Regions from separate parts of the Homo sapiens genome. Here all the other regions are linked to region 1. Evidence: chromatin contacts called from ENCODE Hi-C or POLR2A ChIA-PET data. All regions are on one chromosome and are shown on one strand. The core of a region is the stretch at or near the end of the contact, and the rest is flanking DNA. Distances in the headings are between cores, read along the strand shown.

Region 1 (2,742 bases), core at 65-2,564:
GGGGAGGAGGGCGAGGAAGCCCCGAGGAACCTGAGGACCCGGCCCGGGCGAGGGGGCGAGGGACGAGCGGTAGGAAGGGCCGGGCCAGGTGAGGGATTCTCAGCTCCCAAGGTCCCGGATCGGGACAAGAAAGAGGAGAACTGAGACTAAGAGGTGGGGACCGGGACCTGCCGGGCAGAAGCCGGGAGGAGGCAGGTGTCCGGGGCCCCGGGGCGGGCTGGAGCCCTCGGCCAGGGAAAGCCGTTGCCTGGCGGAGAGGGGAGCTGAGCAGGGGCGGAGACCGGCCAGAGCGCGCGGGGCGTTGAGGAAGGTGAGGCGCAGGGGAAGCAGGAGGCGCGAAGGGGTCCGAAAAAGGAAACGACTGGGGGATGTCTAGCGAACGGGGGTTCGGCAGAGGTGGGGGGCTCGTAGTATTCAAGGAAGAACGCTCGAGGCTGCAGAAGAGGAAAACGCTCTAGAAAGCTGAGCGGTACAAGGGTGCTGTGGAGTCGGGTCAACAGGGCAAGAAGGGAGCGTCCTCGGTGGGAGGAGGAACCCCTGTAGGGGAAAAGAGAGGCTCTGCGTTAAGGGAACCCGAGTGAGGGGATGCCCCCACTGACGGACCGCGGTGGGGACTTCCAACCTGAGGAGCCCGGGGGGAGGGGAAGGTTCGGTGCTGGGAAGACAGGGGGAGGGGACCCGGGGGGAGGAGGGAGGATTGGTGCTGAGGGGACGGGGGGAGGGGAAGCCTGTGCAGAGGGGACGGGGGGAGGGGGAAATGAAGCTCGGTGCCCAGGGACCCGGGCAGGGGGAGGGTCCGCGCAGAAGGGAACAGGGACGAAGGAGGAGGATCCACCCTGAGCGAGACCGGGGAGGAGAGGGAGGGTCCGCGCCAACGGGGAACGGGGTGAAGGGCCACCCTAAGGGGCCGCGGGGCCGCTGCGGCTTCCCAGGGCGAGGGTCGGCAGAGAGGAGGGGGATCCCTGGCGGAGGCTCAGGAAGCCGGTTCCTGCCTGGCCCGGGCGTCGCAGGCCCCTCACCCACCGTTGCGCGGCGGCGGAGGGAGCGCGGCGGGAGGCTCCAGGAACCCCGCCGAGCCCCCGCCGCCTCCCCCTCCGCTAGGCGGCGGTTCGTCCCGCTCCATGCGGTGGTGCCTAGGGTCCGCGCCGGGTTTGTTGCTCCGCCATGACCGGCGCCCTAGTCGCCGTGGTCGTCGTCCGCCGAGGGGAGGAGGTTGTCAGGAGCCCGCGAGCTCCCGGCCGCGGCTCTCTCTGGGCCCCGAGCCGCCCGGCTCCGCGCCGCTCCGCGCCCCTCCGCGCCGCGCCCCCTCAGCACTGGCCAGCTCCCTCCCCTGACGTCACACGCCGCTGCCGCGCAAGGCCCTGCGGGGCACGCTGGAAGTTGGAGTCCGCTCAGCGAGGCCGGCCACGCCGACCGCACCAACTGAAGGGGTGGAAGGAGGGATAAGAAGTCCTGAGAAGGGAAAGCTAAAGTCTGTCAATATCAAGAACCATGACAAAGCGTTTGATGTCTATGTAGTAAGCGGATACTTCCGGGCCTTGTCTTGATTGTGATTTCTACCTGATCAAAGTTCCCTAAGAGTCCTCGTAACCCCCCACCCCAACAATGAGTCTTTGCGAGGAGGTGGATCGCGAGGCAGCCGGGTGAGCACGTGCAACGAAGCCCAGCCCTGTGGGCGGGGCCCTGGAGGCGGGGCTTGAAGGTACTCACGTGGGCCTCTCCCTGCCGCTGCGGGACAAATTGGACCGGAGATTAAAGGACCGGAGTTTAACTCGAGGTGACTGCGTTCGTATGCAAATGGAATATATAAAACTCTTCTTTCCGGGGTAGTCTTTAAAGACTTTTTACCTCCGGGTGGGCGGCAAAGACTAAAGTTTCCCCTCCTCCCCTTTCATTTTCCCCCTGCCCATAGAACAGATGGGCAAACTAAGCTCCGGGCCATTGGGGCTATTAAAGAAAGCCCTAGGCTCTTGACCCCAGGTGTCTTGAAACCTTCCGTTTAAGAGGGATCCCTTGCCCAGCCTTGTTTGCCTTCCCCTTTCCTCAGTTTCCCTATCTGTAAAAGGGGGTTGGAATAAGGACAGGATCAAGTTGGAAGATCGCAAACCCCTGCCCCTCCCACCTCAGTTTCCCGAAGCTTTCCGGAAGCAAAATCCCGAATTTTGCAGCGGCTCCCGGCCGAATCCACCCGCTGCGGCCACCAGGTGGCGCGCGGCCACCGGTCACTAGGCCCGCCGGGGTGTCCGTCTTCGGCGACCCCATCGGGAAAGGATTTCGCTGCTGCCGCCAAGGGTCTAAGGCCTACCTGGCCCACTTGAAGACAAAGAACGAGAACGTTGGTGCTTTGCCCACTTCTGCTCTGCCGGATTATGCTGCAGCTTCCTCGGTGGCCGCTCATTCGCCCTCTCCTGCCCCACCCGCCCCACCAATCCCTTAGCCCTTTTATTTTTTTTTTGCCTAATTTTAAGTCCTCGTCCTGGCATTCGCATCCCTGCTTGGCCTGACCCTTGCCCACATTTCGCACCATACCCCGTCCCTCACCTGCTACGAAAGTTGCAACGCTTCTCTGCACTTGGGGGCAACTGGACCTTACCAACCCTGGTGAAACTGTATTTCATACGTAATCTGGGAGACTTACATTAACGCTCTGCCGTCTAAACCTCATACCTGCTCTATGAGATAGCAACAATATTGTCCCTTTCCAGCACTGATGAAGTCCACCAGAAGTGATGGGGATTCCAG
Region 2 (2,742 bases), core at 243-2,742, 880 kb after region 1:
TAACTGATAAAAAGATCTGAAGCAGTCCGTCAGGTTTCAAGTCCACTGCTAAAGGAAAAACTTTTGTTTTTAAATTTTAAAAAATTTCAAATGTTAACTGTTTTTGTTTTCGCCATAACAACGACTGCAAGAGTCTAGGAAAAAGAGCTGTGGTACTGGAATAGGAGAAAAAGGAGCTGAATACCAGCTCTGCCACACACTAGTGGGGAATCCTTGAGCACCTCACTTTCTCTCTCTCAGCCTGTTCCCTCACCTGGAGCTAATACTCCCTAGATCACTGTTCTGTTAGGATAATTAAGAGGAAAGTTCCAATGTATACACAAAAGATTAACTCTTCAAAAGTTGTAGTTTTCCCATCTGTACCCCCCTACATCTCACTGATGTCAATCACCTCCCTAATCACAAAACTCTGGAATCTTAAAGCCAAAAAGAATCCAAGAGGTCATCTAAGCCACATTCCTGATTCTAAACACGCAGAAATCAAGGCTCATAGATGAGAGATTACTTGTCCTACATCAGAGAGAAGGAACTGCATGGCCAGGACTAACACTCAAGTCTTCTGATTCCCTGTCAGTGTTCCTTCTAACACATGGCCTAGTAGTCCTGGAAATCAAGTTTCCATTTTGTATGAACCCCATTAATGAAAATAAAAATCTCAGCTGGGCACAGTGGTTCATACCTGTAATCCCAGCACTTTGGGAGGCCGAGGCAGGCGGATTACCTGGTCAGGAGTTGGAGACCAGCCTGACCAACATGGTGAAACCCCGCCTCTAGAAAGAATACAAAAATTAGCTGGGCGTGGTGGCACGCACCTGTAATCCCAGCTACTTGGGAGGCTGAGGTAGGAGAATCGCTTAAACCCGGGAGGCGGAGGTTGCAGTGAGCCAAGATCACACCACTGCACTCCAGCCTAGGCGACAGAGACTCTGACTCAAAAAAAAAAAGAAAAGAAAATAAGAAAATAAGAATCTCTGAGAATTAGAACACTTGGATTCTATGCCCAGCTAGGTGGAGCCTAGGCTGTCATTTGATTTCTCTGGATAGAGGTCTTCAAGATAGTAAAATCATGGCCTCATTCTTCGAGGGAGAAGACAATCTCTCTACTGCAAACCATGCAGAGCAAAGTACCCCAGGATGAGAAGGCTGAATGTAAAATGACACCATCCCTAGTCCCCTCCATACCTACAAGGATTGTCTCCTGGGCTAGACCTCAGTGCTCGATATTCATTCCAACCAGATTCCCTCTTCTAACCTGGTAATTAGTCAGGTAGTGAGAAGGTAGTACAACAACAGTAATCTCATTGTAACAAAAATACGTCCATGTTGTTTACCTCTTAGTCCCCTAACCTCCAACAATTACAATCAACACGTCTTAAATGACACCTGGCATCTGCCTCATTTAAAATTACTCTCTCGAAAATAAAAGAATAAAATTACCCTATCGTTTTCTCCTCTGAATGGCCTGGTGAGTCAGGCTGGGCATCTGAGTGCACATCCCTGTCATCTGAGAGGAAGTGACTGATGGGAGAGGAAGTGTCTGGAAGGTGACTAACGTCTGAAGGCAATTCCTTGGCCAGTTTCAAGGCTGGCTGACAAGCGAGAACAAAAAAGAGGCTTTTTGCTCCACTCTCACCTCAAAAAGCACTGCCTCAGATTCCCCAAACACAAACCAGACAATAGGATATACCCCACCTCCCAAAAAGATGTACAGTGTCTTCAAGGACATGGTAACAGTCTATGATCTGTAGTCAGCAGGTCCAAAACAGCTGCCAATGGGTGACAGAAACTCCGTCTCAAAAAAAAAAAAAAAAAAAGAAAAGAAGAAAATAAGAATCTTTGAGAATTAGAACACCTGGATTCTATGCCCAGCTAGGTGACCCTGGGCTGTCATTTGATTTCTCTGGAGAGATATCTTCAAGATAGTAAAATTATGGCCTCGTTCTTTGAGGGAGAAGCCCTCTTTCAGTGCTTCCTAACTCAGGGATGGTTTCATTATCCATCCAGCTCCACAAGCCGGACACGGACCAGGAAATCATCCTTCAAACCCCCTTCTAACCCTGTTCTCTGCATACATCATCAAATCCTACCACTTTTGCCTACTACTAAATATCTCTCGAATTCATTCACTCCATCTTCATTCTAACAAGCAAGCCCAAGTTACCACTCTCTCACCCAGAGCACTGCAAAAAATGTCTTGATTAGTTTCTCTATCCTCACAAACCCTTCTCAGGGATATACTCGGCAGCACAGCCCCAGGGGTCTTTTCAAAACAAATTTGATTACCTCACCTCCCCATTTAAATCCTTGTTCAAGGCTTCCCCGTGCCATGAGGTTAAAGAGAACACCTCTACCAATCATACCCGGTCTTCCCCCAGAGCTTCACTTTTCACCACGATCTACTTCACCCTAGGGCTCCAGTCACACAACTTTCTTTTGGTTCCTCAAAATTGCCAAATTCCCCTTGCCTCAGACCTTCTGTTCCTTTCTCCTCCCCCTTTTCTTAGCTAGTTCTTACTCACCCTTTAGCTCTCAGATCAAAAGATTTTAACCCAAGCCTGACAAACATGTTCTTTCCATGGCAAGAGTCTGCCTTCCTTTGAAAAGCCTTAAGCCAATGGTGAATTCTACCTCATGGAATTTTTAGAAGATGGCTCCACAACAAAGGAAGCCACCACAGACTGGCAAGGTTCACAGCTAACTGCAGAAATGAGGCCTAGACAGAGAGCTCAGGGTGGAAGAAGT
Region 3 (2,742 bases), core at 90-2,589, 750 kb after region 1:
GACTTCTTCGTGCAACCCACACTACAAAGACCTCTTGTACTACATATATGCAAGTTGAGAATGGAGAGCACATTTCAGCGTCCCTACATTCCTAGGACAGCCTCAGCATACAGGTATGTTTAGTGATTATCTGGTGATGAAACAAGCCCATCCTGCTTAGTTACCATCCTACCTCTTCCTCCAAAGTAGACTTGGAGCTCCACCTCCATCTGACTCCAAATGCCTCCACTGTTTGGAGATTCCCATTAGTGTCCCAACTCTGACTGGGTTTCCTAGGGATGGATGGAACTAGCATGGATCTAGCTGACTCACCTGGACATTGGCTGGAGAATGGAAGACCATCATTGACAGGGTCCAATCCCTCATCCCCATCAGTCTGGTTCTCTTACCCAGGTCCATCTTCAGTAGCCACCTATCCCAACACATATCCTACCAAAGTTATCTGAGCCACAACACACAGGCCTAAGTGGAGCCCACTCAACATCAGAACAAGAAGAGGTAACACATGTACAACCAAAAACTTCAAAACTTGCAGAAGGTTGGGAGCCACTGGACAGGAGCCTCATATATGCGGTTGTAGGCAGAGAGTGTGCTTGAAGGCGCAGACCCTTCACTACCATGAGGAGTGCTAATACTCTACATCCTGTCACTATGCAGCCAGCAGGAATGTACTTCTCTTTAGAGAAAGGAGGTCCCCTACTATTTGTAAAAAAGGAAATTTTTTTTTCTCCTTGAAATCCAGATATCACTTGTTAGAGAGGTTGGAAACCTTTACCTTTGTCCCTAAGAATCCAATTTTTCAATCCAATCTGTTTCTCTTAACTTGAGTCACTGTGACAATACCAAATTTTACATACAGTTATCTGTTGCTCTGTAAAGAAATACAGATGGTTTTGTGGAAATAAACAGTCATTTATTTTAAACAATTGTAAAATAGTTTATGGAAACCAGTGGGGTAATGCATTCAAATAAATGCCAAAACTGGTTGATGGGGATCCAGGGTGCTAAATCACACTGCAGAGGAATTTAGCTGTGGGGAACAGACAGTAAATCCAGAGTGACAGAATTTCCCGTGATGGCAAAGGTTTCTGACATCCAGTCCAGTACTCAAAACCCACAGCAGTTCAAACCCATTTTCCTTAACACAGCCTTGACAGCCAGTGAAATTAGTGAATTTAGTCACAAGCACCTAAGGACAAAAAACAGAAGAAACAAAAATGAGACTTCATTTATCTTCAACCTTCTCTGAGCTACATGAAAGTGGTGACTCCAACCTGAGTCAGTGGAGAGCAAGCTTAGAGCCAATTGTTTTCAGTCAGCAGACTCTGTTATGATATATTGGAATCTGAAGACTTTCATTCAAATCTGCTTATGTCAGAGGCTTCGGTAAACCACTTCCTCTCTGAACTTCAGTCTCTTCCTCTGTTAAATGCGGATAATACAGTAGTTGTATGTACTTGACAGGATTTTGAGCAGATTCAGTGAGGCACCAGGATTATTCTTTGGCTAGCTTGATGCCAGTGGCCCTGGTGGAAGGGGCTCTAGCCCAGGGTGGGACAAAAGGCTACAGGGCCTCTTTAGGGACTTCTACCAACTCTTCAGGGAAGCACCACTGCCAGTGAATGGTTGGACCAGCCTTTGCAGGAAGAAAGAGACTCTAAGCTCTTTTTTGCTTCTAATTTTACAGGACAATCAACTATAAACTTATCATCCTTCCATTCTCAAACCAGCTTTTTTTCCTTGTAACTGTGCTTCCAATGACGACACTACGATTCACCCAATGAATTAAATCAGTTGGTTCATCAAACTGTACTAAACTCCTACCATGTGCCATGTCATGAGCTAGTCACTGTAGATATGAAGATGAACAAGACTCTGCATCTGGCCTCTAAGGACTTGGCATAGTGAACACGGCACTCTCAAGTTTGGAATACTTCTTAGCCTTCCCCCTTGTTGATGACATTAAATCGGCTCCCAAGTTCTGCAGACTCTACCCACTTAATACATCTCCCTTGCATTCCTTCTCACTCAGGCCGCAGTAATGGTTTCCCAACCTTCTTCTGGCCTCCAGCCAACCACTCTTCACCCTATTGTTAGAGTGCTCTCCAGAGCCAAATTCTGGTAGATTCAAGGTATCACTTTCATACAATCCCTTCACAACTTCCTTGCAGGCTACTAGTTTAGATGCAAATTCCTTACCCCACTCTCAAGGCTTTCTATCCATCCTAATTTCTTGTCCATCTATGTCCTTTATGACCCAAACTAGACTCACTGTTCAGTGCATATATGTCCTGGTTTCCTACCTCCATGTCACTGCTGTGCCCTTCCCTTCACCCAGACTGACTCCGTCAGCTTGTCAAAATCACATCCCTCCTTTTTGATTATCCCCTAAGTCTTATCTTCTCTCCTTCTGACCCCATGATATCAGGCCCAACCAGAGTCCCAGACTGGCCTCCTTCCTTTCCCCACAATAGGGAAAGTTGCACCAGTTAACGTCTTCAAGGCAATAGGATTTCTACAATCCCCAGCCAACCAAAAACAGGGCTTCCTTTTTAAAAACTCTAGCCTTGGCCTTTACATCTCATTCAGTTAACTGTCCTTGCTCCTGGCCCAATCCTGCCCAGAACCCTGCCCTCAGGCCTGGTGCCATGCTAGGTTCCCAGTGTGTCTCTCTGAAAATCCTGCCCTGCCCTCTGATACTGCCTGCCCGCCTGGATTTCCTTGTGCATAAATCATACATTT
Region 4 (2,742 bases), core at 68-2,567, 510 kb before region 1:
ACAGGCACTGGAATTAGACAATCTGCCGTGCACTTTCCAGCTCAACCACTTACCATCTGGGTGACTTTGAACAAAAGAATTTGCTTTTTATTGTTGTTGTCCAGGTTGGAGTGCAGTGGTGCGATCATAGCTCACTGCAGCTGCTAACTCCTATGCTCAAGAGACCCTCCCGCCTCAGCGTCCCGAGTAGCTGGGACTGCAGGCAGGCACTACCACACCCAGCTAATTCTTACATTTTTCTGTAGACATGGGGTTTTGCTATATTGCCCAGGCTGGCCTCAAACTCCCAGCCTCAAGGCATCCTCCCACCTCAGCCTCCCATAGTACTGGGATTACAGGTGTGAGCCACCGCACCCAGCCTGAAATTTCATTTCTAAGCCTCAAAGCCCATCTGTAAAATGGGCACAAGGGTAACGTTGGCACACGTGGTGGACGCTCCGTTGGTGTCATTATTACAGATCACGGCCAGTTGAAGCACTTCCACTCATTTGGCAAACAGAAGCCAGACGGGCATTCACCCTGTGCCCAGTACAGTGCTGCGCCCAAGCAGGCAGTCAGTGTCCCTGGCTCCAGCCCTCCTGGGGTGCAGCACAGTTTTGAATGTGGAGGGGAGGCAGCAGGGGTGGAAACAGCCCAGCCAGGAGCGGCCGCTCTCGGTGCGGGGAGGAGGTGAAGTGAGAACTGAGCTGCTTGGGTCTCAGGGAGGCTCTGACTTCTAGAGGGGGCGTTCAACATTCTTTAGTGGGGACTTTTACTACTTCCAGAAACCTCTGCACATTGGCTCTTGCTGGTCCCCCGGGGGCCACAGGAAGTGGGAGCTCCAGATGAAGAGTCGCTGGCACTTTGAGGGCAGGGGGCAGGGCCTTCCCCTCATCGGAATACTCTTGGAGCCTACTTCAGTGCCTGCATTCAGCTGGTGCACAATAAGTGCTTGTTACTGTGCCAATTTCAGTATGACTAGGGCTGTGGTAGGAGCAATGCTAGGCGATGGGGAATCCGAAGACGCACAGGAGTCCAAGGGTTGGCTGACTGCAGACCCTCATCATAAGTCTAGAGCCGGAGAAGATGGGGAGACGCCGGCCTGCGCCCTGTGAGTCTGGGCCTCAGTCTTCCCATCTCTGAAATGGGGAAGGGGTTCCTCGGCCGAGCGGATCGGCCGCAGAACTCGGCGGAGTCGAGGGGTCCAGGCCCAGGAAGGACGCCGCCGGGGCGCCCCCCGCCCCTCAAGCTTGCGTGGCGGCAGCGCGCACGAGCGCTGGGGGCGGCGCGGCCCCGCGGCGGGGAGGGGCGGGCGCGCGGGCGCGCGGGCCCGCGCAGGCGGTGGCGGCGGCGGCGGAACCGAGCTGACGGGCGTGCGGCCGCTGCGCCGCAAACTCGTGTGGGACGCACCGCTCCAGCCGCCCGCGGGCCAGCGCACCGGTCCCCCAGCGGCAGCCGAGCCCGCCCGCGCGCCGGTGAGTCGCCTGGGGCTGGGGCCGGGCCGGTGGGGCCCCGCGGCCCGGAGAAGGGCGGGGGCCGGGCGGCGGGGCCGTCACCCCCAGCCGGGCCGAGGGCGGGCGCGCGCCCACGGCTCCGCGGGGGAGAGCGGGAGGCGGGCGCGAGTGTGGCCGCGCGGGGCTGAGCGTGTCGGCGGCCGGGCGGGCGGGGGCGGCGTGTCCGCGTGTCCCGGGGTGTGCGCGTCCCCGGCGGGTGTGCGTGTGCACCCCGGAGCGTCTGGTGGCGTTGTTGGGGTGAGTGCGTGCGGGGACGCGGGCATGGCTCCCCGCTACCCACTTCCCGAGTGGGGACGACGGGCGGAGGAGTGTGCCGGGCGCCGCAGGGAGTACGTGCGGGTCTCAGGGAGTGTGTGTGTGCACGTGTGTGCATTCCAAAGTGATTTGTGTGCAAGCACATGCGTGAGCCTAGAAGGGCGAAAGTATGCCTGTGTGGGTGTGAGTATAACGAGTGTGCAGGGCCGTGCGAGCGTGTTTATTACTGAGGTTGAGGGGCCGGCCCCCTTTGCGCCCACCAGGCCTTTGCACAGTGATGGCCCCCGAGCCAGGGAGCCCGTGGAGAGAGAAGCGGCCTGGCATGGGCTGGGGGTCGGGGCTGGGCCTGATCCGGTGAACCAGGGGCCAGGAGGGCAGACTCAGAGCCTGGCTGGGCCTGACAGAGGCAAAGGTCTTAGAGCCAGGCTGCGGCAGGGCCACTGGCAGGACCCTCTCTGCATACACAGGCTGGGCGAGCGGAGGCTGTGGTGGGCCCCTCGGCCGGGCACCCGAGGACGTGTGTTTTCCTAAATATCCTCCAGGCTCTCCTGTCTTTGTTCTTGTCTCTCTCCAGCCAGGCCTGGGGGGCTGACCCTAGACTTGCCTGTGTATGTGGGGGCCTCTCTGCCTGCCCTGCTAAGTAGACGGATCTTTTGATTTATTTATACCTCTCCTAGGCTCCAAGTGTGAATCCCAGGACAGTAACAAATTGATCACAGCGGGCTTGGGACACCAGCTTCCGAGGTCTGTCCTTGCAGTTTTGACTGACAGGCTTTTGTGTGTGTGCGTGCTCTCTAACTGTTGAAAATCTTTGCAGCTGAAAGTCTTAATTGCTTTAAGGCAAACTTTAGAAATTCCAGAGCTCCCTAGTTGGTCTGACTTTTCCAAATTCAGCTTGCCTTTTTTGGGGGAAAATGTCGCCTTAGTTTGGTGTACAGTACGTGCAGGCAGGTCTTGGAGGCACGTTTAAAAACCCTGTCGTTAATGGAAGAAG

Evidence for each region. A loop is a pair of places that touch in the nucleus more often than their neighbours do. ChIA-PET counts read pairs that join two places held with the same protein, here RNA polymerase II (POLR2A). Pooled maps may share reads with other maps.
Region 2: a loop to region 1 is called in a pooled map, with 6 times the contacts of the local background. The contact joins the enhancer-like site here to the promoter of NR6A1 in region 1. A Hi-C loop is called at or near these places in 1 of 37 single-sample maps with no recorded cell type and 2 of 50 pooled maps.
Region 3: a loop to region 1 is called in a pooled map, with 8 times the contacts of the local background. The contact joins the enhancer-like site here to the promoter of NR6A1 in region 1. A Hi-C loop is called at or near these places in 1 of 168 maps with a recorded cell type or tissue (breast epithelium) and 4 of 50 pooled maps.
Region 4: a loop to region 1 is called in a map with no recorded cell type, with 4 times the contacts of the local background. The contact joins the promoter of NEK6 here to the promoter of NR6A1 in region 1. A Hi-C loop is called at or near these places in 1 of 37 single-sample maps with no recorded cell type and 1 of 50 pooled maps. POLR2A ChIA-PET finds 5 or more read pairs at or near these places in 1 of 52 experiments (WTC11).

Annotation. Positions count from the first base shown.
Region 1 is chr9:124,769,997-124,772,738 of GRCh38, forward strand. NR6A1 (nuclear receptor subfamily 6 group A member 1) reads right to left here and starts at 1,315. Exons shown (of 10, transcript NM_033334.4): 1 at 1,024-1,315. The coding sequence starts at 1,123. LOC124900274 (a long non-coding RNA gene) reads right to left here and starts at 484. Exons shown (of 2, transcript XR_007061773.1): 1 at 1-484. It overlaps LOC107987126 (a long non-coding RNA gene), which reads left to right and starts at 1,361. Exons shown (of 2, transcript XR_001746926.3): 1 at 1,361-1,777; 2 at 2,706-2,742. RefSeq lists silencers at 15-264, 805-1,384 and enhancers at 1,097-1,664, 1,455-1,714.
Region 2 is chr9:125,648,004-125,650,745 of GRCh38, forward strand. The region is part of intron 4 of MAPKAP1 (MAPK associated protein 1); the gene reads right to left. Among named protein-coding and RNA genes, the nearest start is that of MAPKAP1, 58 kb to the right of the region's middle. RefSeq lists enhancers at 1,262-2,461, 2,097-2,146, 2,157-2,426, 2,487-2,536, 2,577-2,742. Within about 2 kb of position 1,493, at least 14 of the 41 ENCODE cell types and tissues checked have a DNase peak (open chromatin) inside an H3K27ac peak, as active enhancers do.
Region 3 is chr9:125,520,577-125,523,318 of GRCh38, forward strand. The region is part of intron 7 of MAPKAP1 (MAPK associated protein 1); the gene reads right to left. Among named protein-coding and RNA genes, the nearest start is that of MAPKAP1, 190 kb to the right of the region's middle. Within about 2 kb of position 1,340, at least 9 of the 41 ENCODE cell types and tissues checked have a DNase peak (open chromatin) inside an H3K27ac peak, as active enhancers do.
Region 4 is chr9:124,256,632-124,259,373 of GRCh38, forward strand. NEK6 (NIMA related kinase 6) reads left to right here and starts at 1,318. Exons shown (of 10, transcript NM_014397.6): 1 at 1,318-1,454. It overlaps LOC613206 (a long non-coding RNA gene), which reads right to left. Exons shown (of 2, transcript NR_149024.1): 2 at 2,579-2,742. RefSeq lists silencers at 1,338-1,467, 1,528-1,897 and an enhancer at 1,935-2,742.